7 separate regions of the Homo sapiens genome follow, and regions 1, 2, 3, 5, 6 and 7 are each linked to region 4. A link is a loop called in an ENCODE intact Hi-C map of the cell type or tissue named here. Cell type or tissue: heart left ventricle. All regions are shown on one strand. Region 1 overlaps USB1 (U6 snRNA biogenesis phosphodiesterase 1). Region 2 holds the start of GINS3 (GINS complex subunit 3). Region 3 has its middle 47 kb from the start of GINS3. Region 4 has its middle 13 kb from the start of NDRG4. Region 5 holds the start of CSNK2A2 (casein kinase 2 alpha 2). Region 6 overlaps CFAP20 (cilia and flagella associated protein 20). Region 7 has its middle 12 kb from the start of LINC02137.

Region 1 (4,000 bases), 470 kb after region 4:
TGGAAACAAAGCTGGGGTGGTCTGGAGAGGCGCTGGAGAGTGCCAGGTGGAAATCAGCCAAACAGGCGTGAGATGATTTCCCTGCCCTGCGGGGAACATCTGAGGACACCGAGGCCAGATGTGTTGATTTTGTACTCTCCCTGGTGCGATAAAATCCTCATCAAGAGCATTTCTTTGGGCCAGCCTCCCTGGGGGGGACCGCAGCCTTCTCTGGTCTTCCCTCTGTCTCCAGAATTGTCTCCCATGTTTCTCCTCTTATGGAGAATCTCCTGTTATGGAAGAGCCCCGGCTGCTTCTGCACTGTCAGCGGGAGCGCTCGCTCAACGGGCTTACTCTGCTCCAGAGGCACACTCAGTGTCTGGGTGCCCGCCAAGCTCCTGCCGCCAGCCTCCTCCTCAGGCCCAGCCTGCCCACCCCTCCCCCTCAGCGAGACTCCTGCTTCCTTCCTCCATTGCCACCTTCCATTCTCCATTGAGGAGCCAGTTATTGATCTTGGCCCATTTCTCAAAGTTGCTGCACTCAAATTCCATCCTCAGCACAGACAGACTCCCCAGCCACATCCTCCCCCAGGGGAATGGCCCAGTCCCTCTTCCTGGGCTTGTTGATGGAGGCCCTACCTCACACCTGCCCCCCTCCCAATAGGAGCCAGTACCCAAGTCTGGGGAAGTACCATGTTGAGGATGGGGATTCTTCTCTGTGCTCCCTGCCTGCTCAGCCCTGCTGTGAGCACCCAGAGGGTAGACCTAGTCTGGTTCACCAAGTGCCCAGTTCAGGGCCTGGCACAGGGCAGGTGTCAGTTAAGTGCAGGCTGCACAGCCGGAGTTGCCATGTTGCTTGCAAGCCAGAAAGTATGCCCGGCATCCTCCTCCTCTCCAGAAGAACCAGACTAATGATGAGTCGGAGTCAGCAGATCAATGCGGTGGGGAGCAGGAACAAGGCACAGAATGTGCCTGTGTCTTTCAGTGCAGTGGCTGGGAGGCTGCCCCTTTCAGGAAAGGTGGGGTTGCAGGGGCCACCATGGGAGCCTGGGCAACAGGCCCCTCTCCCCACACCTTTCCCTGAAGCCCTATGTCCCCACCCAGATGCCAGGCCTGACCACGAGGTGGTGTGCAGGGCTGGATCAGGGCCACCCCAGCACAGGACCTGAGGTTAGGGCTGAGTACGGCCCTATTTCTCATGCAAGCAAGTCACTTAACCTGTTCTTGTAACAGAGGACTAGACATTCCCACCCTGTTTACCTTTCAGGGGATACTGGGAGGAAGACACGAGAAGGTTCTGGGAAGTGCTCAGTGTCACAGCAGTATAAGGCTTCAATGTCTGCCTATGTGGGTGAGGGATGAGGGTGGTGACCCCTGCCACCTAGCTCCAGGCTAGATGTCCTATGTGAGAACTCTGTGTGTACACCTGGCAGGCTGGGTGACCCCTCCCTACCCTTATTTTACTGAAGCATCATTAATGCCTCTCGAGGCCATCTTGGAAGTCACAGCAGAGACTTCCAAGAATCCTCCCAAACTGTGAGACACAGCTGGACAGGGTAGGGGAAGGTGACAGTCATCTTTTCACTGGGTTAAATACAAGTAGTCCAAAAAAGATCCAAAATAAAAAATGCAATTTTTATTTGTTGAACATAATTTGAAACTGTAAAAAGATTTCTCTGTCCATCACCAGAAATCCAGAAGACACCTGAAGAGGACTGACTGTTTCTTTGCCACGGGGAAGGTGTGATGAAACAATTAAAATCCCATGCATCCCTGGCCCTTCCTCCACGTTGCCCCTCAGAATGCCTGCAGCTGCAGCAGGCAGGAGGCAGCAGGAGAACCCGGGCTGTGGAAGGCCCCTCTGCCTCTCTGGGAAAGCTGCTGGGGAAGCCAGAGGTCACAGTGCATTGGAGGCCTGGCTTTCAGCCACTGGCCAGGCCAAAATGAAACATCTGCTCAAGTCTCCCCAGGCACCTTGCTGGGGGTGAGTGGGAGAAAGAAGTGGAGAAAACTGATGCTGGACCACAAGTTATCACCCTGTACCTTGGCTTTGAAGTGGCCCCTGCTGGTACAGGAGCAGGGTGAGAGTAAAAGTAAATAAATAAAAGCAACATGCTTCAAGGAGAGAGGGTGACAGACCCACTGAAGCACCCCGTGTCCTGGCTCGACCAGGGATAAGCCAGGGCGTGATGATTTAAAACACTCTGATCTGAGGCCAATGGCATCAAAATACAAATTGCTGAAGTGGGAGAGGAAGTGAAGGGCTGTTTGTTAGGGGGACTACAGTGGAGATTCTGGTGAGTGTGGGTGGGCTCGCCAGTGACCCCAATATTTTCTTTGTGTAACAACCAGAGTAAGCATTAGGATGCCCAGGCTGCCCTCTACTGGCAGTTTCTGGGAAGGACCACAACAGCAGCACCCAACCTGCAACCCACAACAGCCGAGACAGGAGAGAGAGAAGAAAGCAAGAGAGAGAGAGGAGAGGAAGAGAGAGAGGAGAGGAAGAGATAGAGGAGGGGAAGAGATAGAGGACAGGAAGAGAGAGAGGAGGGGAAGAGAGACAGGAAGGGAAGAGAGAGGAGAGGAAGAGAGAGAGGAGAGGAAGAGAGAGGAGGGGAGGAGAGACAGGAGGGGTAGAGAGAGGAGAGGAAGAGAGAGGAGAGGAAGAGAGGAGGGGAGGAGAGACAGGAGGGGAAGAGAGAGAAGAGGAAGAGAGAGAGGAGAGGAAGAGAGAAGAGAGGAAGAGAGGAGAGGAAGAGAGACAGAGGAGAGAAAGAGAGGAGAAGAGAGAGAAAGAAGAGGAAGAGAAAGAGAGAGAGAGAATATCAGCACTCAGGGAGGATGAGGAGTGGCTACACCTCCTGCCAGGTTGAAGGCATGGCTGGGGCCTCCTACTGGGAGGCTAGAAGCATCTCCATCGATTTTAGCAGGTTCCTCCATCTCAGCCTGGTCTGCAGAGGGCCCTGGAGGAGGAAGGCCTCTGGTGCTCACTTCAAAGGCATCGAGAAGAACTTGTTCCCAGACTTGCAGCGGACTTGCTCAGTGTGCACGCGCAGCAGCACCTCAGCATCTTCAAACCCATCCACGATTGCCTTAAAACAGCAGCCAGGGGAGGACAGTCACATTAAGGGGCATCTGGGACCCACAGGGCACTGCAAACAAAACCAGCTCACCCAACTTCAGAGGCTGGGCGAGGCTGAGGCTGCAGGCTCCAGGCTCTGCATTGGTGATCTTGTCTGATCACTTCTGTAATCTCTGAGGTTGGTCCTATCATCTCAACTTTACAGATGAGGACACAGATGCTCAGAGCCCTGGATCACAGAAACCAATAAAACCAGGCCTGGGACCCAGGTCTGCCGGAGCCCAAACTAGAGCTCTTTGCCACCTCCAGCAACATCAGGCCAAGCGCAAGGTGGCTCCTTAACGAGGGACCACAGCTGCATCCAGCCTGCACGTTTGGTTTGGTTGCAAAATGTTTTTTAAACATCCAAATTAGTTGCTGACATTTGAAAACTGACAGATTACATGTAAAAATCTAGGTTTCTGGCTTCTCTTATGAAACAGAAGTGCTGGCAACTCTAGGCCAATCTTCCCGCATGGCCACACTCCCTACTGTCTCCCCAACCAGGGCTGGAGTATCAGCCGCCGCTTACCACTTCATGTAACTTGCTGGTTCTCCTCCAAGGGCGCAGATGGGAAAGTGGAATCTTTCAGCTACTTATCAAAATCTGATAGACTCTGGGGGCTGGATGTTCCTTACCCCTGGTACATTTCACCCATTTTCAGTGCCAGGCCCAAGCCTCTGACCTCTGGGCAAGTGGCTAGGACTTCAGGGAAAGCCTGCAGCCTCCTCGCAGATCAGTGTTCTAGGGCAGTGCTCCCTAGAACTGTAATGTGCACACAAATCCCCAGAGATCTTGTTAAAATGTAATTCTGATTTCTTAGGTCTTGGTGGGGGTGGGGGCAAAGATCTGTGTTGTTAATAAGCTTCAGGTGACACTGAAGCTGCTGGTCCAGGGGCC
Region 2 (4,000 bases), 95 kb after region 4:
TCAAATGAACAGTACAAAGTCCTGTTGATAGTAGGCACCCTTAATATGTGATGAAAATGGCACTTTACCTCTGTGGTCTTCCTCCCTAAAGCTGATAATCAAGTCTAATGCTGAGAAAAAAAGAATAAAAAACAAAAACAAAGAAGGCTGGGCGAGGTGGCTTACGCCTGTAATCCCAGTACTTTGGGAGGCTGAGTTGGGTGGATCACTTGAAGTCAGGAGTTCCAGACCAGCCTGGCCAACCTGGTGAAACCTCATCTCTACTAAAAATACAAAAATTGGCTGGGTGTGGTGGTGGGCGCCTGTAATCTCAGCTACTTGGGAGGCTGAGGCAGAATTGCTTGAACCCAGGAGGTGGAGGAGGCTGCAGTGAGCTGAGATTATGCCACTGCACTCTGGCCTAGATGACAGGGTAACTCCGTGTCAAAAAAACAAACAAAAAAACAAAACCAAAAACAAAACTACCCCCAAACCAAAGATTTCCAACTGAGGAACATTTTACAAAATACCTGACCACCACTCCACAAAACCGTCGAGGTCATTAGAACAAGGAGGTCTGATTAATTGTCACAACCAAGAGAAGGCTAAGGAAACATGTCTACTAAATGCAGTGTGGTATCCTAGGTGGAATCCTAGAATAGAAAAAGGGCATTAACTAAAAACTAAGGAAATATGAATTAAGTATGGGCAGCATAGCGCCATGTTTACCAGTGTGTATGGGAACGAAATCCTCATCTGCTAGGATGAAGTCAACAGATAATGTCTACATTAAAAAAAACAACCCAACAAGGTAAGTTTAAGAATATTATTTAGAAATATGAAGATGAATCTTGAAGACACCACTAAAAAAGGTACATGAGCCCTGTGGACTTGGAGGGGGAAGTGGGAAAAGGAAGGCAGGACCTGCTATTTTTTTTCTTATAAATCTTTTGGTACTATTTGACTTTTTTTTTTTTTTTTTTTGAGATGGAGTCTCACTCTGTCGCCAGGCTGGAGTGCAGTGGCACAGTCTCGGCTCACTGCAACCTCTGCCTCCTGGGTTCAAGAAATTCTCCTGCCTCAGCCTCCAGAGTAGCTGAGATTACAGGCGCCGGCCACCACACCCAGCTTTCTAGTAGAGATGGGGTTTCACCATGTTGGCCAGGATGGTCTGGATCTCTTGACCTCGTGATCCGCCCGCCTCAGCCTCCCAAAGTGCTGGGATTACAGGCGTGAGCCACCGCATCCGGCCTATTTGACTTTTAAAACGTTGGTTATGTATTACTTTGATAAAAATTAACTTGAAACAAACAGACCAAACAATAAACATCGTTCTATACAAAACTTAGGTGAAACAGGATATCCAAATTAATCATTACAAGCCATGTTCCTGGGACAATTTTATATTTGAAGCCATATGGCCTTGGGTTCCGAATCCCAGCTCACCACTAACTGAAGCCCTGGCCAAGTGACCCAGCCTTTCTGGTTGCTGAAGGATTAAAGGGAAAAGCTTACTCCCCACACCCAACCATGCTGCCACTAAGTAAGCCTCAGTAGGGCTTACTGATCCTGTCATCATTATGGAGGAATGAATTTAGCAACTTGGGGTTCCTACTTATCACATGCTCTTACAGAACCCAAAGCTGTTTTAAGGCAAACATGATCAGAACTCTAATTCTTAAGTATTCAGCTGGAGCCAATCTTTAAGCATTCAACACACGTTGCATGGGGTAGGGGGAAGACACTAATTTGGACAGTTTCAAAAAAGAAATCAATGTTGGAGGCTGCCTGGCGACCTAGGATAAATGTAGTTTCACCACAGATGGCGAACAAGAAGTCTGGAGACCACCCCGAGCGCGAAGGGACCCCCGCGGAGTTTCCGAGAAGTCGTTAGCGCCTTCGGCCCTGGCTCCTCGAAAACTACAAATCCCAAAGGGCAGCGCGCCCCGATGCGGCGTCCCAGGGCCGAGGGGCCCGCCGGGAGCTGCAGTCTTTCCGGGCAGGACCCCGCACCCAAAGGCTCACCTGTGGGACCGCGTTGTCAGTCTCGGCGCCTGCGCTCCGCTCCAGGAAGAAAGCGCCAAGGCGAGGCATGGCGGTCTCCGTGCGCACCGGCAGCTTCTCGTGGGACATCAGGATGTCGTCCAAAGAAAGAAAGTTCTCCTCAGGCCCCAGCGCACCCGACTCCACTCGGAAATAAGCCTCTGACATGGCGGCCACTTGAGCTTCTCCGCTTCCACTCGCGTGATTCGGAGGAGCCTCAGGAGTTAGGGGTGTACAAGACGGGGAAGCGGAGACTGGGCAGGATGGTTGGGGTCAGGAAAGTGGATTGAAACTCGTTTCCCGCGCCCGGGGACGCATCAGACAGGAGCAGTCAATTCGGGCGGTACCGCCCAGGCAGAAGCAATCGATCAAGTCTGCAGATTTAGAGCAGCGGGACACGGCTGGGGAGCGGTAGGTGGGGGCGCCGGAAGTTCTCTTCCCTCCGCTTGCTGCACGGTGTGGGAACGTTACGAAGAAGCTGGAACGCTCGTTGAAGCTCCTGGACCCATTTGTACTGGATTGTGTTCATGTGATCCTTAACTATTTATATGAAATTAAAAACACTTTGCAACACTTTTAGGGGTTTAAAATAAAAGCATCTTGTGCCCTTCACTCCAGGCCTAAGTCCGACCCTTTCCTACAGTTTTTTTCACTATGCAACTCCGTTAATCTTAGTATTTGAAAGAAATGTTAAACAAACAAAAACTTCCAGCACTATCCCCAGCGAGTTATTATGGTCTAGATGATGAACTAGTGTGTTGTATTTTGTTAGTATTTTGGTGGGGGTTGGACGGGGTGGGTAGAGGGGTGGAGCACTAGACTGCACATGGCTTGCTAAGGTTGTGAGTATACTTCAGGGTGTCTTAGCTCATCATCAACTGACAATCTCCTTTTGTGGCTCTGAATTTAAATCCCTAAAAATGGAAATCCAATTGGTCCAGTTTATTGATTGGTCCAGGTACGCCACAATGGTCATAGATCTCCAGCCACCCTGTAGATGGGGGTGCCTGTGTTGGGTGCGATCACTATCCAGTGACCAGGGGAAGGACCATGGTCGCATAGTACCAGGTTTGGTGGCTCTCCTCAGCCAGGGCTATGGGTGGCGGCATATTGTTGAGAGATGCACTACAGAACTTACTTCGTCTAGAGCATTTCTGGGGCTACTGGAGCCGGGAGTAAAGGGTGTGTGTGAAGGGAGGTGTGTATTAACCATGGATTTTAGTTTCTGTTTTCTGTATTTTATGATGCTTTGACATCTTGGGGCCTTGGGGACCTGGGGAGGAATTGCCCCTTTCAGAGTTAGCTAATTCCTAGAGATAGCAAACAACTTGCTTGTGAACACCCCTTTCATTTACAAACCAACCAACCCAAGCCTATATCCCCACACCATCTTTATCCATCTCACACACCAATATTTTCCCTGCCCCAAGTCACTGTAATAAACCACCCCATGGCCAAGTACCAGACAACTAAAATTCACCTCTATATCCCAGAGCTTGCCAACATTATTCAAATTATTCAATCCTAAGCTTGTTCAGACTTCCCTTCCCTGCTTCGCCCATTCCTTCCCACGGCAATAAAGGCTCTGGGCTTTCTCCTCGCTCTCTCTACCTCCTCATTGACCCTAATACTTTCTCGTGTGGCCGTAGGCACAGCCCCTTCTCTTGAGAACTATAATAAAATTTTCAAAGGCATTGGCCACTAACTCATTGATTGTCATCACCCAGTCACCTTTATAAATGAAATTCTGAGGACAATGAAAACAAGGTGCAGTGGGGTGGAAAGGAATGGCCAAACTGTGGAAAATCTTGGTACCATTCTAAGGAGTTAGGCCATTCCATAGAAAATGGGAGGAAAATGTAAGGCAAATAATAACATAAATCTGGGCTTCAGGAAGAGAATTCCAGCAGTAGATAAAGAAGAGAGAGATTAGATGCTTGGAAGCTGTTCAGTGGGCAGTATTTGGCAACCAATTGGA
Region 3 (4,000 bases), 140 kb after region 4:
TCTCCCAAAGTGCTTGGATTACAGCATGAGCTACCATGCCCAGCCTCAGAGTGTTTTTATGATGTTTTGTTTCCTTGGTCTCCCTGTGACTTAGGGCAAGTACGGCTACCCCCTCTTAGGAGAGGACACTAAAGGCCTGAGTGTCCTGTCTGAGGTCCTCAGTCACTCCAGGACAGAGGCCCAAACAGAAGCCAGATCTTGGGCTGTTGAAGTTGCCCTTTGTTCATCCTGAGGGCACGACTGCTGTGTTTACAGATTATCACATAGGGATTTTTAAAAGTATAATTGGCTAAGTTTCTTCTTCAGATGCGTTAAAGAATCTGCCACCCAGGTGCCTGAAGGTGTGGTACCTGGGCAACTAAAGGTCTATGGGTAATCAATTTATTCCCAGAGTTAGGATTGGAAAAGCTCAAAGAGTATGATGAAAATGTAAGTAGTGTGTGCTAGACTTCTAGACTGTCTGTGAAATCAGCAAAATCTCAGAAAAGCATAGAAAACATAAAAGACTTTAAAGAGGTGCATCCTGTCTGCCCTTGGTTTTCATCCGAGCTGTCATTCAAGGGCAGCCCTCTGTAGAGAAACGACCCTGGACTCAGTAAGCAGCAAGGTTTAGGGAAGCACACAGCCCCTGAATGATCAACCTGGCGGTCGCTTGCCTTGTATTCTTTTAGGAGTTAAAAATCTTTCTGAAAGGTGCTGGGTGAATTGTGCCTTTGTGATTTGTTTGGTGGTGCTCTGAAAATTCCTTGTCTCCGTTCCTAATTTTAGAGCCAGCAGCTGTCACTGCTTTGTTCTAACAAGTCAGTAATTTTCCATTCTCCTTGCTTCCTTGGATTTCCTTTCTATATCTAATCACTCACTCTGCAGGGGCTTCTAACTTGGTCTTCTCACTTAAAAATTTTTATTATTAATTTTTAAATTTATAATTGGACCTTGTCATTTCTTTTAAAACCCCAAAGAAGGATGTGCATGTCACATATTCTGTCATTTGGTGTTTTGTTATTTCTGTAAGTTAGTAATTGCTTTTATTTTTGTATTTTTAGTAGAGACGGGGTTTTGCCAAGTTGGCCAGGCTGATCTTGAACTCCTGACCTCAAGTGATCCTCCCACCTCAACTTTCCAGTGTTGGGTTTACAGGCTTGCCCACCGCGACAGGCCTAGTAATTGCTTTTAAAAAGTTAAAGTATTACCTTTTTATTTTACCTGTATACATTGTACTTATACAAACCTTCTTACAGTGTGTGATAGACATAAAGTTTTATCATAAAATGTTATGGCATTCGGTGTTTTGTTTGTTCGTTTGTTTGTTTGAGACGGAGTCTCGCTCTGTCGCCCAGGCTGGAGTGCAGTGGCGCGATCTCGGCTCACTGCAAGCTCCGCCTCCTGGGTTCACGCCATTCTCCTGCCTCAGCCTCCCGAGCAGCTGGGACTACAGGTGCCAGCCACTGCGCCTGGCTAATTTTTTTTGTATTTTTAGTAGAGACGGGGTTCACTGGGTTAGCCAGGATGGTTTCCATCTCCTGACCTCGTGATCCGCCCGTCTCGGCCTCCCAAAGTGCTAGGATTACAGGCCTGAGCCACCATGTCCAGCCGGCATTCAGTGTTTCTTATCTTCATTGCGCCCAGCCGGCATTCAGTGTTTTTTATCTTCATTGCAGCAGGGTTGCTTTTGTTTGTTTCTTATTTGGCCATTTATTTATTTTTAGGATTCTATGGGTACCAACAGAATTCCTTGAAGGTGTTTTGCAGGTGGTATCATAACTTTATTTTTCTATTTTAATTTTGCAGTAGTCTGGGATTTGCTTCAAATTAATCCAGATGGAGGGGAAGGGGATGTAGGTTAATGAAACAAGACTGGCCATGGTAACTGTTAACGTGGATCGTGGGAGCATGGTGGTTCATTATACTACTCTGTCTACCTTTGGGTATGCTGGAAGTTTTCCATTATAAAAAGCTTTGAAGATCTTTACATCAAGATTATTTCTAATAATCTTCCTTTAATTAAGATAAACTCATTGTACAAATATTGCCATCTATAGGTGGAAAATATATTTGTTTTGATTTGGACAGGCTGCAACATCAAAAAAAGGAAAAAAATTATTGTAATCTTGATCTCTAACCTGACTCCGAAATATTATTAATGTTACTACTCTTTTCTCAAAACTCGCCATTAATATGAATCACTAGGTATAACGCACATAAATTTCTTTATGAATCTCTGTTCTATATATAGTAAAATTCATGTTTGAAAAAGGTCAAATTACATTTTAGTGTAAAGGCTCAGGACTTTTTAAAAAAATGACTTGTGATTTTTGAAGGTTTGAAAACTCCAAATCAGAATATAATTTAAAAATGTAGTTTTGACCCTTTACATATTTTTGATGACTTGAGAATGTATCTGTATTTTAAGTCTCATATTCGTGTGAACTTGACATTTTCACACAGGTCCACAGAACGGAAAGTTGCTGCTTTCAAATTTGGGGAAAATATAAGAGAAACTTCTTTAAATCATATACAGTAGACAAAGATACCTTATGAATACCAGAAACAGGTGACAAAAATAAATACCCTAGGGGTTAAGCAGAATGTTCTGGATATCGAACTTGAAGCTTATAAGCATTCTTTGTTTGTTTGTTTGTTTTTTGGTTTTTTTTTTTAGATGGAGTCTCACTCTGTCACCCAGGCTGGAGTGCAGTGGCGTGATCCCGGCTCACTGCAACCTCCACCTCCCGGTTCAAGGGATTCTCGTGCCCGGGTTCAAGCGATTCTCGTGCCTCAGTCTCCTAAGTAGCTGGGACTACAGGTGCACGCCACCACACCTGGCTAACTTTTGTATTTTGAGTAGAGACGGGGTTTCACCACGTTGGCCAGGCTGGTATTGAAATCCTGACCTCAAGTGATCAGCCCACCTTGGCTTCCCAAAGTGCTGGGATTACAGGCGTGAGCCACCGCGCCTGCCCGGCCTAAAGCATGTGATCATTCTGATACCAAGATAAGCACAGAGTTGCCATCAGAGCATATTTCAGGCCTCCCTTCCTGTCCTGTGGTTACAGTTGCATGTTCACTCAATCCTCCATTGTATTTTGAAGAGTAAATTGTACTCTACATAGTTGTTGTGTCTTTCAGATACAATTTATAATACAGTTGGGCCTATTAAAATTCCAAGAGTAACAACCTTTTCCAAGATGACCTTGCCCAACATTTTTGTGTTATTAATTGTGTCTGTAGGACCTCATCTGCCCCCTTCTGCTCTGACAAGATATTCTGAGAAGGACAGAGTTGCACTCAGTAACGAAAACATGTTACACGGATCCTGTAAGCCAAATCTATTGACCAGGAGAGTTGGGACACACACTTTCACATTTTCTGGAACAACTTGTACTTTCTGGAAAAACCTATATAACTGGCTGGCCCAGGCTCTCTTATTAGAATTTCTAATATTTTAGGGTGACAGCTCATTTTAAGGGACCGCATCACACTGTCAGACTGTCAGGGTCTTCTTGGGTGTGATACCAACAGCACAGGCAACAAAGAAGAAACAGGTAAATTGGGCTAAAATAAAAATTTAAAACTTTTGTGCATCAAAGGATGCTATCAACTGAGTGAAAAGGAAATTAATGAAATGGGAGAAAATGTCTGCAAATCATATATCTTAAAAGATGCTAATATCCAGAACATTTTTTAAAAACCACTGTAACTCAACCACAAAAAAACCAAGTAACCAGATTTAAAAATGGACAAAGGACTTGAATCAATATTTCTCTAAAGAAGACATAGACACATACCCGTTTAGCACATGAAAAGATGCTTGGTGTCATTAACCATTAGGGGAATGCAAATCAAAACCACAATGAGATACCACCTCATACCCATTAGGAGGTCTATTATAGAAAGAAAAGTAAACAGACAAACAAGCAAAAACCCAACACAGAATATAAGTGTTGATGAGGATGTGGAGAAATTGGAAGCTTTGTGGGCTGCTGGTGGGAGTGTGAAATGA
Region 4 (4,000 bases):
AGCCCTGCAAATTTCTGGGCTAGTGTATCCCAAGCAGATGTACTAGGAATATGATGGGCATGTTCAAGGAGGCTAGAGAGAAGTAAGCTGGGAACAGGCGGGGGAGCTGGTGCAGATTGCATCCTGGGTCCCATGTCTGACTGAGATGGCTCGTTAAGCAGAGAAGTGACATGGCTTATTTTTTATTTATTTATGTTTTGAGACAGTCTTGCTCTGTTGCCCAGGCTGGAGTGCGGCGGTGCAGTCTTGGGGTTGAACCTCCCGGGTTCAAGCGATTCTGCCTCCTGAGTAGCTGGGATTACAGGCGCCCACTACCACGCCCGGGCTAATTTTTGTATTTTTAGTAGAGACAGGGTTTCACCATGTTGGCCAGGCTGGTCTCAAACTGCTGACCTCAGGTGATCTGCCCACCTCGGCCTCCCAAAGTGCTGGGATTATAGGTGTGAGCCACCATGCCCAGCTCATGGCTTATTTTAAAAGGGTACAGAGCGAAGGCAGAAGCAAAAAGACCAGCAAGGAGGCTTCTGCAAGCATCCTGGGGTAGCAGCTGATGGAGGCTCAGACCAGGGAGCAAGTAAACTTAGAATAAAGGGCTTGAAAAATGTGCAGTCACCACCCCACCAGGGCAGCTTATCCGTGGCTGCCCTCGGATAAGCCAGGCCTTATCAGTTAACTCAAGGTTCTGTCTGGAAGATAACACTGTACTCTTCCTGGGGGCAGGACTGCAACCTCATGTGGTTGGATCCCTGGATCCCTGGCTGGCTGCACAGTTCCAATCCTGGCTGCTCAGTAGCTCCTGGGCTCCCCTCCTGGTGATGGGAGGCTGGGGAGGCAGGGCAGGGCAGACTACAGTGCCCTGCAGATTTGAGGGGCTGGGCTCCTGGCCTCCCCATCTGTAAAAGAAGGGGGTCCGGGCAGCATAACTTGCAGGGACCCCAGCCCTGATGCCTCAGAATCCAACAAGCAGGGAACCCACACTTTTTGAAAGTGGTTTGTGTCACAGTCACCAGTATGACGGCACTGGGAGGGAGGGAAAGGGAAGGTGGACAGGGTGTTGTCACAACAAAAAAGGGTGGCATGAAAGTCACTCTGGCCTCTAATGCCTTGTCCCTTGACGGAGGGGTCTTTGGGACAAAATCATAACCTGTGATGCCTCTGTCCCACTGCCCCGGGTGGCACTGTTGGTTAGACTTGCCCAGGTGCCGCAGAGGCTTGGGAGGCAGATAAGGAAAAGAGCGCACAGACGGAGGAGCAGCATGCCCTGCTGGAGCCAGCACTTGGGGCTCCTGGGCTGTCCAGAAACAGGGGTTGATATGGCCTCATTCCCCACTAGCTGTGTGACCTTGGCCAACTGGGTTCACCTCTCTGTGCCTCGGTTTTCTCGTCATTAAAGCCGGGATAACTCTCCTGTGGCGCCTTTAGCCTCAAAGACGGCTGAAGCCACCGTGAGGCTGGCTGGGTCTGGGTGGCACTCAGGCCTGCCGGAACTCCCCCCACAGGCAGGGACAGGGCTTCTCGGTGTGGCTGGCCCTAGGGAGGGTCGGCTGCAGGAAAGGCACGCGGTCTCCCTCTTGGCCACGAGGTGGCGCGCTCGGCCCTAAGACCTCAAAGGCGCGACTCCAACTCACCAGCTCGGTGGCGTCCTGGCCCCGGAGCAGCGGCTTCTCCTCAGGGAATCGCAGCTCCTGCAGCCCGGCCATGGTCACGTCGTGGAGCAGGAGGCCTAGGGAGGGAGGGCGAGGTTGAGGCCTGCTGCGGCGGGGACGCCCGGGCGGAGAAGGACAGCGCAAGTCGGGGCTGGGGCGGGAGCGCGGAAACCAGATGCACTGTCCCCCTGGCCCCCAAGCGCAGCCCACTCAGGCACTTAGGGCCCCCAGGCCTCCGTCTGCAAGACCCGCCTGTCTGGCTTGGGGGATACCATTATAGTATTTGTTTTTCCGTTTTTCTTTTTTTTTTTTTTACACGGAGTCTCACTCTGTCACCCAGGCTGGAGTGCAGTGGCGTAATCTTGGCTCGCTGCAACCTTCGCCTCCTGAGTTCAAGTGATTCTCCTTCCTCAGCCTCCCAAGTAGCTGGGATTACAGGTGCACACCACCACCTTGCTAATTTTTGTGTTTTTTAGTAAAGACGGGGTTTCACCATGGTGGTCAGCCTGGTCTCAAACTCCTGACCTCAAGTGATCCACCCGTCTTGGTCTCCCAAAGTGTTGAGATTTCAGGTGTGAGCCACCATGCCCAGCCTATTATTTGCTCTTAAAAATTAAAACGTTTCCAAATAAAACAGAAAAGCAACGTCATGATTCCTAAAACAATTACATGCAACATTCTGCCTTTATTGAGAAACAGAAGGGCACGTGCAGGGAGGCCAAACACAGGGTCAGACGCAGACAGAAGTCCCCTGCCGAGGGCCTCTGGTGTCTGAAGGGGACAGTGGGGTTCTGGAGGATAGAGAGACTGGAGAGGAACAGAGCTGAGAGCTCCCCAGAGGGCTCCCAGGACAAGCCTCTGTGAAGATGGGCCAGGGAGGGGTGGGTGGGAGTAGAGGCCCTGGTGGTGTGGCAGGCCGAGTGATGTTGAAAGAGGGGGTGCAGGTCTCAGTTCAGGCCACCAACAGGGAGGGGTGATACACAGGGGCTGCTCAGCTGCCAGAGGGTGGGCCCGGGCCCTAATTGCTGGGAAACCCCAGGGGTTTCTGAACCTCAGAGGAAGAATGGGTCATACATGCAGGCGTGTGTGTGTGTGTGTGTGTGTGTGTGTGTGTGTGTGTGTGTGTGTGTGTAGGAGCCAGTGGTGAGGGAAGGAAGACAGAGGGTCCCAGGACCCCACAATTCCTCTAGGAATGGCACCACCATCCCTCAACTTCAGGATGGCAGAGGTCAGAATGCACCAAGAGAAAAACTAGCCAAGGACATAATCTAGAAATTCATAAAAGAATTTAAATTGGCCAGTACATACATGGAAAAATATTCAAGCTCACTAGAAGTCAAAGAAATTTAAATTAAGATACTTTTTTTTTTTTTGGCCAGGCACAGTGGCTCATGCCTATAATCCCAGCATTTTGAGAGGCTGAGGCCGGAGGAGTGCTTGAGCCCAGAGGTTCAGGACCAACCTGGACAACATAGCAAGGCCCCATCTCTACGAAAAAAATAAAGTAGCTGGGTGTGGTGGTGAGAGCCTGTGGTCCCAGCTACTCAGGAGGCTGAGGTGGGAGGATCACTTGAGACCAGGAGTTCAAGGCTACAGGGAGCTATGATTGCACCACTGCACTCCAGCCTGAGTGACAGAGCAAGACCGTGTCTCAAATGAATGAATGAATGGATAGCTCTTTCTTTTTTTGCCAATGGCATTGGCAAAGTTTACACCGCTAGCGAAGGTGCACTGAAACAGGCACCTTCTTATATGGCTTGTAAGTATATAAATGGACATATCTTTCTGGAGGGCAGTTTTACAAATGAATTAAAACTATTTAAAAGGTTCATACTCTCAGACTCAGCAATCCTCTCCCGTGGAGAAATTGCCTAAGGAAACCAGAGATGGCAACAAATAATTTATCTATAAGAATTCTTACCACAGTGCCATTTATAACACAGAAAAAAATTGGAAGAAAATGTCCATCAATAGGGTACAAGATAAACTGTGTGTCAATAATAAAATATTATTTAATATAATGGGAAAATTCCTGTTACAATAAATGAAAAAGCAGGCCTGGGTCCCTGTGCACGTGCCATGCTGGAGTCCCGGCTCCCAGTGGTTTCCGAGGAAACCAGCTAACACAATGCAGATGGGCTGTATTTTTAGAAAGGCATCCTCAAGGCTCTCCCGCTCCCATTTCCATCCTTTCAGATGTGTGCACACTCACCCATCCATCCAGGGTGTGGGGGCTGGGAGAGCTGAAAGAGGGGTCCCCTCCTTGGAAAACTCTTCCGCATCAGGACATTTTAGCCACCTGCCTTCCTGAACACCCATCTCAATTAAACCCCTTAGTAGCCCTGGGGTATCCC
Region 5 (4,000 bases), 290 kb after region 4:
AGCCCAATATGAGCTGTATTCTTTCTCTTTCCCTCCTTTCCTTTCTACTTTAAAAAAAAATCCAGACTCTAATTCAGAATCATACACTTCATCTAATTATGTCTCTAAGTCTTCAGTAACAAGAATACGAATCTAGGGTTTCGTTTGGTTTTCTTTCTCCTAGTGACATTGACTTTTTGAAGAACTCAGGCTAGCTGTTTGGCAGAATGTCGCCCAGCTTGGATTTGTCTGATGGTGTCCTTATCATTAGATTCAGGTTAAATGTTTTGGCAGGAGGACCACATGGGGGAGGTGTCCCTTCTCAGTGCATCACATCAGAGGATCAGTTGGTTCCCTACTGATGAGAAGTTTGGACCATGGGTAAGGTGGTGACCTCGTTTCCCCTTGGTAATTCCTAAGTCATCTGTGGGGTAGCACTGTATTTACTGAAGGTCTCTGACTGTGGCAAATGCTGGGAGAGTCAGTGGTGAGCGCCCACACTCTGTCCTTGCTCTTGTGCTGTTTTTACAAAGGAGGGGACAGACAATAACCCAGGAAACAAATAATGACAAGATATGCAGTTTGATGAAGGACGTGGATAGGGTGCTGAGATAGAGAAGTATCAACTCTAGAGAAAGTGATCTTTAAGCTGAGACTTGAGCTGGAGGCATGCCTGTAGTCCCAACTCCTCAGGAGGCTGGGGTGGGAAGATCGTTTGAGCCCAGGAGTTCTGGGCTGTAGTGTGCAATGCCAATCAGGTGTCCACACTAAGTTTGGCATCAACTATGATGACCTCCTGGGGCTGGAGGACCACCAGGTTGCCAGGTGGCAAACAGCAGGTCAAAACTCCTGTTCGGATCAGTAGTGGGATCATGCCTGTGAATAGCCACTGCACTCCAGCCTGGGCAATATAGAGACACCCTATTTCTAAAAAAATACTACTAATAAAGAAAAAGGTGAAATTTGAATAGGAAAAAGGAGACACCCTTGGGAAGGTGGGGTGGAGGGGTTGGGGGTGGCTCCTAGTTAAGCTTGGAGGATAGAAGGAACCAAAAGACGGATGCACGGTGGTCTCAGGGAGGGAGGAATGAGCAGAGAAAGGCCCTAGGCCTGGAAATAATCATATTGAACACATGCTATCCTAATAGTGAACACCATCCTAAGTGTTTCACATGGTTTACCTTGTTTAATTCTCCTTGCAGCCCTGTGAAGTGAGCGTTATTACTGGTTTTATGCTGTAGAATCTGTGACACAGAGAGGTTGAGTAATTGCCCTAAGGTCACACAGCTTCTAAGTAGCAGTGCTGGATAGATCTGACTCCACAGACTGTGCTCTTAGCTGTGTCAAGCAGGAAGGCCCAGGGTTTCATCCAGAAAACAGAATGTGAAAAGGGACTGGAATGAAAGCAACCTGTACTGGGTGCAGAGGTGCTGTCGATAAAGGATGAGGGATGGGAAAGGAAGACAGAAGAAAGGCCTAGAAGATCAAAGGAGAAGGGTGTTCAAGGCTGCAGGCAGCACTGGAAGCCAGGCCAGCTCAGTTGACCACCTACTCTGGGCACATCCCCAACCCAGCCTGTCCCTTCAGGTCGGATTTGCAATTCTCCTGCTCTCCCTCCTCCTAAACACAAACAGGAGATTTACACTCTCAAAGTCTCTCCCCACAAATGACTTATTAATCACAAAGGGAAAAATTGTAACTTTGCAGTGGCACAACCTGGTCAATGCCAGCTTAACCAAGTGACCAAAGTGGATATTCAGGGAAGGCTCTGGAAGGGCATTTGGGGGAAGTGTAGAAAGGTTTTGTGAGGAGCACTCTGAATGACGGGGGTAGGAAGCCTTGGGGACTGAGGAGTCTACCCTAACAGGGCAGGGTCCAGAGGGGGAAGGAGGGGTATGTCTCGGGGGAAGGGAGAAGTATTGAGGTGGGGGAGGTTCTGAGGTTTGAGTGAGGCCCTGGGGAGGGACTTGACAGTTTGGGTGACAGGAGGGTCAGAATAGGGTCAGTATGGGATGTGTTGGGTGGGTAAAAGCTGGGTGAGTGCAGGGCTGGGGATAGGGTCTCCAAGGACAGTGAAAGGGTCGGGAGTCGCGGGCGAGGGCTCTAGGGCAACGGCCAGTGGAAGGGGGGGCTCCTGTGGCGTGAAGTCAAGCCAGCCCGAGGGTGAGGCGATTTGGACAGTCCGACCTGTGGCGGCGGGAGGGCGAGGGTGGCGGAGGGCGCGAGGTAGGCGGCGGGGCGTGCCGGGGCGGGGCCGGGGCGGGGCCGGCACCGCCCGGCGGGTCCCCCCGCGCTCCAGGGGGCGCTGTGAGCCTGGGCGGCCCCAGGCCGGGCGGCGGCCGCTCCCAGTGAGCGCGGCCCCTTTTCCGGGTTTCCTCCGCCTCCTCCTCCTCTCCTCCTTCTTCTCCGCTGCCGCCGCCGCTGCCCCTTTCCCGGCCGGTGGCTGCCGCTGCCGGTGCCGCCGCCGCCGCCTCCTGGGGGCCGCGAGCCGAGCGGAGACCGCCGCGGAGCGCGAGCGCCGCCCGCCCCGCCGCCCCGCCGGCCGCTCCAGGGCCGGGCCGGCTCGGCCGGCGCCCCCCGCGCCCCCAGCCCGCCCGCCCCCGCGGGCCCGGCCTGGCGCGGCCGCCCGCCGCCGCGCTCCTCCTCCTCCTCCTCCAGCGCCCGGCGGCCCGCTGCCTCCTCCGCCCGACGCCCCGCGTCCCCCGCCGCGCCGCCGCCGCCACCCTCTGCGCCCCGCGCCGCCCCCCGGTCCCGCCCGCCATGCCCGGCCCGGCCGCGGGCAGCAGGGCCCGGGTCTACGCCGAGGTGAACAGTCTGAGGAGCCGCGAGTACTGGGACTACGAGGCTCACGTCCCGAGCTGGGGGTAAAGCCGTCGCCGCCCCCCGCCGGGCCCGCTGATCCCTGCCCCCGCCCGGCCACCCCCTGCGAACCGCACTCGGGCCCGGTGGTGTCTCCCGCCGACCCCTCCGCGGGCCCGCAGGGAGGCAGAGGTCCCGCTCTCGCACATGTCCTCGTCTTCCTCTTCCCTCCCCTTTACCCCCGTTTCGTCCCTTTCTCCCCGCTTTGCGCACCCCTTTCCCCCAAGGAATGCTTTTTTACTCGGGGAGAAGTGTGGGGTCCAGGGATCGACGCCGGGTGGAAGTGAGGGAGCTGCCCTTCCTCACACTTCTGGGTTTCCACTGGGGTGGGAAGTCAACAGCTGTCCTTTGGAGCTATTAAAATGCCCTGCCTTTTAGGTTTTCTGAGATGAGGTGGTGGGAGGAAATTTCTTAAAGACGTCCAGATTTTTAAAACAGGCATTGTCTACCTTGAAGATGTGAAACGAGAAGCAGGTGCTGGGGAGCCGCGGGGCACAGGGGGCACCCTCTAGGCCTTCAGGACGGGTGCTTTGCTCGCCCCTCTGGATTGGCTCAGAGCGTTGCCTTCCTGCCCCATCTTCCCAAGTTAGGAGAGACCAATTAGGTTAGGAGCTCTGCAGAGTGAAGGGAGCCAAGATTATGTCGTGGCTTTCATTTAGGGAATGAGTTGTGACGTGATGTATAGACACTTCCAAGTGTTTGCCTGGTGGAAGCGGCTGAATGACGTGTACAGTGGGCATAGGCTTGGTTAACCCCCAGTCCTGGCATTTATGTGTGTGTCTTCCTTTTACAGTAATCAAGATGATTACCAACTGGTTCGAAAACTTGGTCGGGGAAAATATAGTGAAGTATTTGAGGCCATTAATATCACCAACAATGAGAGAGTGGTTGTAAAAATCCTGAAGGTGAGTGTCCTATGAGTGGTATGTAACATTTTCCTCCCCACAGGGCAAAAGTTTGTAAGGTACCCCAGTCACATTCTATAATGGGCAATGCAAGCTTGAATTTAATTTAATTTATTTGTTTAGAGTCAGAGTCTCACTCTGTCACCCAGGCTGGAGTGCAGATCATAGTTCACTGCAGCCTTCAACTCCTGGGCTCCAGTGATCCATCTCAGCCTCCCAAGTAGCTGGGACTACAGGTGCATGCCACCACGCCCAGC
Region 6 (4,000 bases), 370 kb after region 4:
ACCAGGAGGTTCTGTTCCCACTTATACTTGTGTAAAACATGCTGTAATTTTCAGTCTTTTTTTTTTTTTTTTTTTTTTTTTTTTTTTTTTGAGACAGAGTCTTGCTCTGTCCCCCAGGCTGGAGTGCAGTGGCACGATCTCGGCTCACTGCAGGCTCCACCACCTGGGTTCACGCCATTCTCCTGCCTCAGCCTCCGGAGTAGCTGGGACTACAGGCGCCCGCCACCACGCCCAGCTAATTTTTTGCATTTTTAGTAAAGATAGGTTTTCACCGTGTTAGCCAGGATGGTCTCGATCTCCTGACCTCGTGATCCGCCTGCCTTGGCCTCCCAAAGTGTTGGGATTACAGGCGTGAGCCACTGCGCCCAGCCAATTTTCGGTCTTAATGGTAGTAATCCTGGCTGGGCGCAGTGGCTCACGCCTGTAATCCTAGCACTTTGGGAGGCCAAGGCGAGCTGAGGTCAGGAGTTCAAGACCAGCCTGACCAACATGAAGAAATCCCGTCTCTACTAAAAATACAAAAGTTAGCCGGGCATGGTGGCACATGCCTGTAATCCCAGCTACTCGGGAGGCTGAGGCAGGAGAATCACTTGAACCCGGGAGGTGGAGGTTGCGGTGAGCCGAGATGGTGCCATTGCACTCCAGCCTGGGCAACAAAAGCAAAACTTTGTCTCAAAAAAAACAAGATAGTATCCTAAAAGTACATGAGATGAGATTGCATTAATTCATGAAAACGCCTTTGTCTGTCTTTCCTGTCACCCTGTCTTTCTCTCAGCTGCTGCTGTTTCTCCCCTACTCCAAGACTAAATATTAGACCAGAGTCTTCTGCTGTTGCTGGATAGTGTTAGATTCCCATGTCCTGTTCTAATTTTAAAAATAAAGTCTCTCTTCAGAAAAAATTTCCTACATTCTAGTTTTTAGTTAGCATGCCTTGTTGATAAAAATTAAATTGGTGCTGTTTTCAGTAGTAGAATTGAGTGTATTTGGACATAAAGGTGGTAAAACTTTTTTTCTGACTTGGAGAATGTTCTTCATTATTCTGAGTCAGGTTTTACTGTAATTGAACGAAGACATGGTTTTTTGGTTTTGTTTTTCTTTTTTTTTGAAACAGAGTCTCGCTCTGTCACCCAGGCTGGAGTGCAATGGCACAATCTCAGCTTACTGCAACCTCCTCTTTCTGGATTCAAGCAATTCTCCTGCCTCAGCCTCCTGAGTAGCTGGGATTACAGGCATGCGCTACCACACCCAGCTAATTTTTTTGTATTTTTAGTAGAGATGGGGTTTCACATGTTGCCCAGGCTGGTCTCAAACTCCTGATCTCAGGTGATCCTCCCACCTCAGCCTCCAAAAGTGCTGGGATTACAGGCGTGAGCCACCGCGCCCGTCCGAAGACATGGGTTTTAATTACACTTGCCTTTTCTTAGCTGTGCACATAATTGTCCTTACGCTGACTTAGGGGTTGTTGGTGTATGCCCAGAGTTGCTTGTCTGCTGTCTGGATAGCCCCTGTCAAGTACAGCGAAGGGAGTGAAGCCTTTGACCCTTGGAGCCTGGGAGTCTGAGTCGGAGCTATGCTCAGTTCTCCCCACAGGGGTCTCCCTCTGCCTAATTTCTGTCTGGGAACCCAGCCCTTAACCCAGTGCAGGAACTTTCCTGCTGAAATGGACAGCTCTAATGGTTTAATGTAAATTAGAGCATGTGTCATTAAAGCTAGGATGCCAGATGGCTGAGGGTTCAGCTGCCTGCCAGGCTGAGTGGGTGGGGCCAGAAAAATGAAAGTTGGGGGAGGGAATGGATACAACTCATGTTATTTTTAAAGCAGTCATAGAAATATACAGCATCCACCAGCTCCCTCCCTATCCCAGTAGTAGTATTTTTTTTTTCCCTCAGCTTGACCCACCTCCCTGAGGCTTACATTGCGGGGAGGGAGAGAAATCGGTGTTCTTTATTAGTTGCCCTAGCAACCATGGAAAGCCTGGGAGAGTGATTGTAAGACTGGCCTGAAGCTTTGGTCACCTCTGTTGTCTGCAGAGGCAGAGAACCATTATGATCTGTAATTGCCAGTAACTGGATTCTGAAGCTCTTTGAGTATCTCCAGCTCATGGGCAGGGGAGGGGAAATTAATGAAATAAAACAATATTGGCTTTAGATTTTTATTTTTATTTTATTTTTTTTGAGGAATAAAGCACTCATAGGCCACACTTTGATAGTGGGAATGTGTCATGAATGAAAAAGAATTAACAAATCAAAAACAGTCGGCTCTTTGTGATCTAGAGAAGGACAGAACATGTTAAAACCTGCTTCCGCCATGAGCAATAAATGCTGAGCAGTTCATTTTATCTTCATCCCAAAGCCACGCCTGCCCAGTGACCTCTGAACTGGAAGGAGCTAAGGAAAGGACGTTGATACTTTCTGAGACATGTATCTTCCTGTATGCTGTTTTCAGAAGCTGGTTTTAGGAGACGGTTGCTTTCCTGGAAGACCTTTATAATATTAGGCAATGACAGCCACATGGCCAGGGTGGTGGGGAGCCTTTGCCCCAAATTGCCTGTCGCCTCTCCCCTTTGATCCTAGTTTTAGAGCCTAGAGAAGAGGCTTTGGGAAATTACCCTCTAATGCACATATCTGATTGATCGCCCTTACCACCTCCACGCTACTCTTTTCCAGTGAGTTTGTATTTGCAGCCCTTTAAACTTAATAAAGGAGAAAAATCACAATTCACTAACAAATCCACTTAATTTGATTTCAAACCTCTGGAGACTTTTCACATGGGGATACTTGTGTTTTTCTTCATCGGGGGTTAAACAGTCTCTTGGGGAAAAGCTCTGTTTAGTTTGTCTTACCACCAGCCAGGTTCAAAATCTAGAGAGACTGATGGGCATTCCTTCAACAAAGTTGCCTTGACCCCTCCAAGTTCCCTTGTTTTGTGGAATACATTCATTCATTTTGTAAAACTTAAATTTGTGAGTGTGTTTGTTATCTAGTAACACTGGGAGAAAAAGAAATCTCTTTAGTAATTTATTGAAAATCCAACTAAAAGTTAGCTTGCCTCTGGGCAGAAGTGCAGGAATACTACAGTCTATCCAGCTTCCAGCCTGCATTGGCTTCTGTGTGCATTGTACGGCTTTGTTTTCTTCTGTGAAGACCTGAATAGGTCATATCTGCTGGAGTTCCAGGGAAGTCGTAAACTTTGAGATGGGCAGAAGGCAGATTCCCTAACATTTTCTCCCTGTGAGATCTGGCTGGTCTTTCTGGAACTGAGGGAGGCCTCTTGTTGACACTGGCCAGAGAGAGCTTGAGTGATGTGAAATTTGAGGGCATGCTTTAAATAAGGGTGGATCAATAGCAACATGTTGCTTTTTAGCAATAGCAGTTTTCAGGCCCAAGTTACTTCTTAATCCTGTCAATTTAACTGTCTATTTGCTCTTTGCAGTTTGTCCCGTTTTAAAGAATGGTTATGTTATTGAGAATAATTAGTGGTGTGTTATAAAAGTAGTGTTTGCATCTTGTTGGAATACTGCCAGCTCTTATCAGTAGGGCTGCTCGCATTAGTTGGAAATGATTTCTTCATTAATTCCTTCTTCACTGAATCTGCTTGGTTTTCCACAGAAAATACAGGAGGAATATCGCCACTTAGGTTGGGAACATGAGATGGCGAGTGAGGTGGGCACTTAGGTTGGGAACATGAGATGGCGAGTGAGGTGGGCACTTAGGTTGGGAACAGTAGATGGCGAGTGAGGTGGGCACTTAGGTTGGGAACATGAGATGGCGAGTGAGGTGGGCACTTAGGTTGGGAACAGTAGATGGCGAGTGAGGTGGGCACTTAGGTTGGGAACATGAGATGGCGAGTGAGGTGGGCACTTAGGTTGGGAACAGTAGATGGCGAGTGAGGTGGGCACTTAGGTTGGGAACAGTAGATGGCGAGTGAGGCGGGCAGTAGTGGCGTATTCTGCACAGACCCAGGCCTTTGTGCTCTTAATCTCCTTGGAAAGGGGCCCAGA
Region 7 (4,000 bases), 78 kb after region 4:
CCTCCTTCCTTTTCTTTCTTTCTTTCTTCTCTTTTTCTTTTTTCTTTCTTTCTCTCTTCCTTCCTTCTTTCTTTTTCTTTCTCTTTTTCTTTCTTCTTTCTTTTTTCTTTCTTCTTTCCTTTTCTTTCTTTTCTTTTTCTTTTTGTTTTTTTGAGACAGGGTCTTACTCCCTTCACTCAGGCTGGAGTTCAGTGGCGCTCTCACTGCTCACTGTAGCCTCAATTTCCCTGGGCTCAAGCAGTCCTCCCATCTTAGCCTCCTGAGTAGCTGGGACCACAGGCATGAGCCACCACGCTCAGCTAATGTTTTATTTTTTGCAGGGGCGAGGTCTTACCATGTTGGCCAGGCTGGTCTCAAACACCCAGGCTCAAGCTAGCCTCCTGCTGCAGCCTCCCAAAGTGCTGGGATTATAGGCAGGAGCCACCTCGCTCGGCCTGATTTTTTCTTTGTCCTGAGCCACGGGTGGGAGATGTTTGCAGGATGAGCTGATTCCATGTGCACCATTATGAATTCTGAAACACTGGCAGTTCCCAGGCACTATTTTCAGAGCTATGCTGACACTTAATCATGTTGGTGTAGAAAGCCATGCTTGTTTTAAACTCATTTAGACACAGAGAAAATTAGCTAGAGAGTGCCAGAAGAGAAAGGAGAAGAAAATCAAGTTATTGCTGTCAAAGAGAAAGAATGCTAAAAGTTCTAAGTAAAATCAGAGGCCTTTTCCCGTCAGTCGCAAGTACTAGGGGAAAAGTAAAAATTTCAATGAAAGGCAAATATTCGACCAGGCACAGTGCCTCATACCTGTAATCCCAGCATTTTGGGAGGCCGAAGCGGGTGGATCACCTGATGTCAGGAGTTCAAGACCAGCCTGGCCAAGATGGCAAAACCCCATCTCTACTAATAATGTTAAAATTAGCCAGGCATGGTGGCAGACAGCTGTAATCCCAGCTACTCAGGAGTCTGAGGCAGGAGAATCGCTTGAACCCGGGAGGCAGAGGTTACAGTGAGCTGAGATTGTGCCATTACACTCCAGCCTAGGCAACAGAGCAAGACTCCATCTCAAACAAATAAATAAATAAAAATAAAAAATTAAATTAAATTAAAAAGAAAGAAAAGCAAATATTCTTTCTCTTCTTGATGAGCTTACCAGTAGTTTCATCCTATGCAAGCTCCAACTGGCCCCAGTGCGCCTGCCTTAATGCAGTGACACCTTTCCAATAAGCTGAGCTACTGAATTAACGTAGCAAAGAGTCTGATGCAGTTTTGCTTTAAAAAATAATTGCCCTCTAAGTGCAATGTGGGACTTTGGATTGGATTCTGAAACAGGAAAAGGACATTTATGGAAAATCTGTTGAAATCTGCATAAAGCCCATGGTTTAGTTAAAAGTGTTGTAGCAATGTTAACTTCTTAGTGGTGATAAATGTACCATGATTATGTAGGACGTTAGGGAAAGTTGGGTGAAGGATATATGGGAACTCTCTGTCTTACCTTTACAACTGCCCTATAAATCTAAAATTATTTCTAAAATAAAAAGTTTGGCTGGGTGCAGTGGCTCATATCTGTAATTCCAGCACTTTGGGAGGCCAAGATGGATGGATCACTTGAGTTCAGGAGTTTGAGACCCACCTGGGCAACATAGCGAGACCCTGTCTCTACAAAAAATAAAAAAAAAAATTAGCCAGTGTGGTGCTGCATGCCTGTAATTCCAGCTACTCCAGAGGCTGAGGTGGGAGAATCGCTTGAGCCTGGGAGTTAGAGGTCAAAGTGAGCTGAGATTGCACCACTGAACTCCAGCCTGGGTGACAGAGCGAGACACTGCCTCGAGAAAAAAAAAAAGTTTAATGAAATCATGCTTACTTTGTTGATTTGACTTGATCTTGAAAAAGCAGATACAGAAAGGAGACCTCTGTTTCTGGGTGTGTCCTCATTTGCAGCTTTCCCTAGACCACAAGGCTGGCAACGGGACAGCGTAGCCCAGGAGGAGAATGCTGCTATACTAAAGTAAGGTTGCTTGGCAAGCAAGTTGTGTCTGGCTGCACTGTGTCTCCTTTGATTAACTAGGCAGAAAAGCAGAAGCCTAGAAAAACAAAATGAGCTCAAACAAAAGCAGGCTGGGCCTGTCACCTATATTAGTCATTTGCTCTCAGGAAAAGAGTGACTCTACATTTTTCCAGACTTGTCCTTGATTCACTGTACATTTTATTTGTTACTATTAAGGATGAGAAATTTTCTCCTCCTCATTCAAAAGGATAATATCAAGAGTTAGCAAAACACACACACACACACACACACACACACACACACACACACACACACAGATTTAGCAACAGAATTCCAGCTTTCAGATACCTTTCCTTAGGTTTAGAACATTTACTTAATTATCTTTCAAACAACTGTTTCTATGTGTACTCAATATTAAAAATTTATCGGCCAGGCACAGTGGCTCATGCCTGTAATCCGAGCACTCTGGGACGACAAGGCAGGTGGACTGATTGAGCTCAGGAGTTTGAGACCAGACTGGACTACATACTGAGACCTCGTCTCTACAAAAAATACAAAAATTAGCCAGGCATGGTGGCACATGCCTGTAATCCCAGTTACTTGGGGGGCTGAGGTGGGAGGATTGTTTAAGCCTGGGAGGTCAAGGCTGCAGTGAGCTGTGATTGGGCCACTGCACTCCAGCTTGGGTGGCAAAGTGAGACCTTGTCTCAAAAATAAAATAAAATGACCTAAAAATCTGCCTTCACTAGATAAGGAATGTTTAAATTATATTTCTTAGACTAGTTCTTACAGTTGGCCTGGTGTGGTGGCTCATGCCTGTAATCCCAGCACTTTGGGAGGCCGAGGCGGGTGGATTACGAGGTCAGGAGATCGAGACCATCCTGGCTAACATGGTGAAACCTTGTCTCTATTAAAAATACAAAAATTAGCTGGACGTGGTGGCACACACCTGTAATCCCAGCTACTCAGGAGGCTGAAGCAGGAGAACTGCTTGAACCCGGAGGCAGAAGTTGCAGTGAGCTGGGATCGCGCCCCTGCACTCCAGCCTTGGTGACAGAGCAAGCTCTGTCTCAAAAAAAAAAAAAAAAAAAAAAAAAAAAAAAAAATTCTTACAGTTAAGCATCTACCTTACATTTTATAGATTTTTCTCCTGAACACAAAAATATCTGTTTGAGAAATATATATATGGCCTCTGCAGTTATTTTCTTTTGCCAAGCTCAGTTTAAAATATTACATTTTCACGTAGACACAATTGTTTCGAGCATAAAGAACAAAAGCTCTCTTGGGGCCGGGCGCGGTGGCTCACGCCTGTAATCCCAGCACTTTGGGAGGCCGAGGCGGGTGGATCACGAGGTCAGGAGATCGGGACCATCCTGGCTAACACGGTGAAACCCCGTCTCCACTAAAAATACAAAAAATTAGCAGGGTGGGGTGGCGGGCGCCTGTAGTCCCAGCTACTCGGGAGGCTGAGGCAGGAGAATGGCGTGAACCTGTGAGGCGGAGCTTGCAGTGAGCCGAGATCGCGCCACTGCACTCCAGCCTGGGCCACAGAGCGACTCCATCTCAAAAAAAAAAAAAAAAAGCTCTCTTGGGGTTTCTTGAAGGATGGGAGGGGGACAGAACAGACAGACACAGAGTGGAACTGACTGCTGTTTGAACTTGAGTCACTCAGTGCTTCTGCATGCCGGTTTCACTAGTTCAGGCACAGTATTCCAGAAACCTCGGGTTCAGAGGTGCTGAGAGGTTAGTGAGAAGCTCTGTAAGATGCTCAGAATTCTTAGGGAGAAGGTGGACTTTTTATTTAAAATAAGAAACAAATTATTTCTGCCATGCAAGCAATAAAGAAATTCAACATCAGATTAGCAGGGTAAAGATGACTTTTTTTTTTTTTTTTTGAGACAGAGTCTTGCTCTGTCACCAAGGCTGGAGTGCAGAGGTGTGATCTCAGCTCACTGCAACCTCTGTCCCCTGGGTTCAAGTGATTTCCTGCCTCAGCCTCCC

What was found. A loop is a pair of places that touch in the nucleus more often than their neighbours do. Peaks named below come from ENCODE experiments on the same cell type or tissue, not always from the same donor. Only the 100,000 strongest peaks of a DNase experiment are listed, where the experiment ranks them.
Region 1: a loop joins it to region 4, with 5 times the contacts of the local background. A loop is called at or near these places in 22 of 110 quality-filtered maps.
Region 2: a loop joins it to region 4, with 2.4 times the contacts of the local background. A loop is called at or near these places in 14 of 110 quality-filtered maps.
Region 3: it touches region 4 in a loop (7-fold over the local background); 109 of 110 quality-filtered maps call a loop at or near these places.
Region 5: it touches region 4 in a loop (2.4-fold over the local background); 5 of 110 quality-filtered maps call a loop at or near these places.
Region 6: it touches region 4 in a loop (2.5-fold over the local background); 6 of 110 quality-filtered maps call a loop at or near these places.
Region 7: a loop joins it to region 4, with 2.8 times the contacts of the local background. A loop is called at or near these places in 7 of 110 quality-filtered maps.

What each region holds. Positions count from the first base shown.
Region 1 is chr16:58,019,211-58,023,210 of GRCh38, reverse strand. It overlaps USB1 (U6 snRNA biogenesis phosphodiesterase 1), which reads right to left. Exons shown (of 7, transcript NM_024598.4): 7 at 1,593-3,070. The coding sequence ends at 2,966. Among named protein-coding and RNA genes, the nearest start is that of MMP15, 4.5 kb to the left of the region's middle. In heart left ventricle, a CTCF peak has its summit at 2,359 (motif pointing left); DNase peaks (open chromatin) are centred at 360, 1,870 and 2,370; H3K27ac peaks cover 481 bases.
Region 2 is chr16:58,390,792-58,394,791 of GRCh38, reverse strand. It overlaps GINS3 (GINS complex subunit 3), which reads right to left and starts at 2,321. Exons shown (of 3, transcript NM_022770.4): 1 at 2,005-2,321. The coding sequence starts at 2,190. RefSeq lists enhancers at 1,528-2,104, 2,009-2,498, 2,105-2,682. In heart left ventricle, no CTCF peak of the experiment used is centred here; DNase peaks (open chromatin) are centred at 1,931 and 2,371; H3K4me3 peaks cover 1,751 bases; H3K27ac peaks cover 1,091 bases.
Region 3 is chr16:58,343,776-58,347,775 of GRCh38, reverse strand. No RefSeq gene overlaps it. Among named protein-coding and RNA genes, the nearest start is that of GINS3, 47 kb to the left of the region's middle. In heart left ventricle, a CTCF peak has its summit at 2,033; no DNase peak of the experiment used is centred here; H3K27ac peaks cover 1,325 bases.
Region 4 is chr16:58,485,479-58,489,478 of GRCh38, reverse strand. It overlaps a transcript of NDRG4 not described here. Among named protein-coding and RNA genes, the nearest start is that of NDRG4, 13 kb to the left of the region's middle. RefSeq lists an enhancer at 1,488-1,647 and a silencer at 1,557-1,908. In heart left ventricle, a CTCF peak has its summit at 1,567 (motif pointing right); a DNase peak (open chromatin) is centred at 1,628; H3K4me3 peaks cover 318 bases; H3K27ac peaks cover 2,762 bases.
Region 5 is chr16:58,196,476-58,200,475 of GRCh38, reverse strand. It overlaps CSNK2A2 (casein kinase 2 alpha 2), which reads left to right and starts at 2,370. Exons shown (of 12, transcript NM_001896.4): 1 at 2,370-2,843; 2 at 3,632-3,743. The coding sequence starts at 2,740. It also overlaps the pseudogene RN7SL645P. RefSeq lists silencers at 2,017-2,146, 2,197-2,466, 2,867-2,936. In heart left ventricle, a CTCF peak has its summit at 2,332; DNase peaks (open chromatin) are centred at 2,285 and 2,927; H3K4me3 peaks cover 2,220 bases; H3K27ac peaks cover 194 bases.
Region 6 is chr16:58,119,686-58,123,685 of GRCh38, reverse strand. The region is part of intron 1 of CFAP20 (cilia and flagella associated protein 20); the gene reads left to right. Among named protein-coding and RNA genes, the nearest start is that of CFAP20, 7.7 kb to the left of the region's middle. In heart left ventricle, CTCF peaks have their summits at 1,392 and 1,592; a DNase peak (open chromatin) is centred at 1,565; H3K27ac peaks cover 467 bases.
Region 7 is chr16:58,407,546-58,411,545 of GRCh38, reverse strand. No RefSeq gene overlaps it. Among named protein-coding and RNA genes, the nearest start is that of LINC02137, 12 kb to the left of the region's middle. In heart left ventricle, no CTCF peak of the experiment used is centred here; a DNase peak (open chromatin) is centred at 1,957; H3K27ac peaks cover 2,711 bases.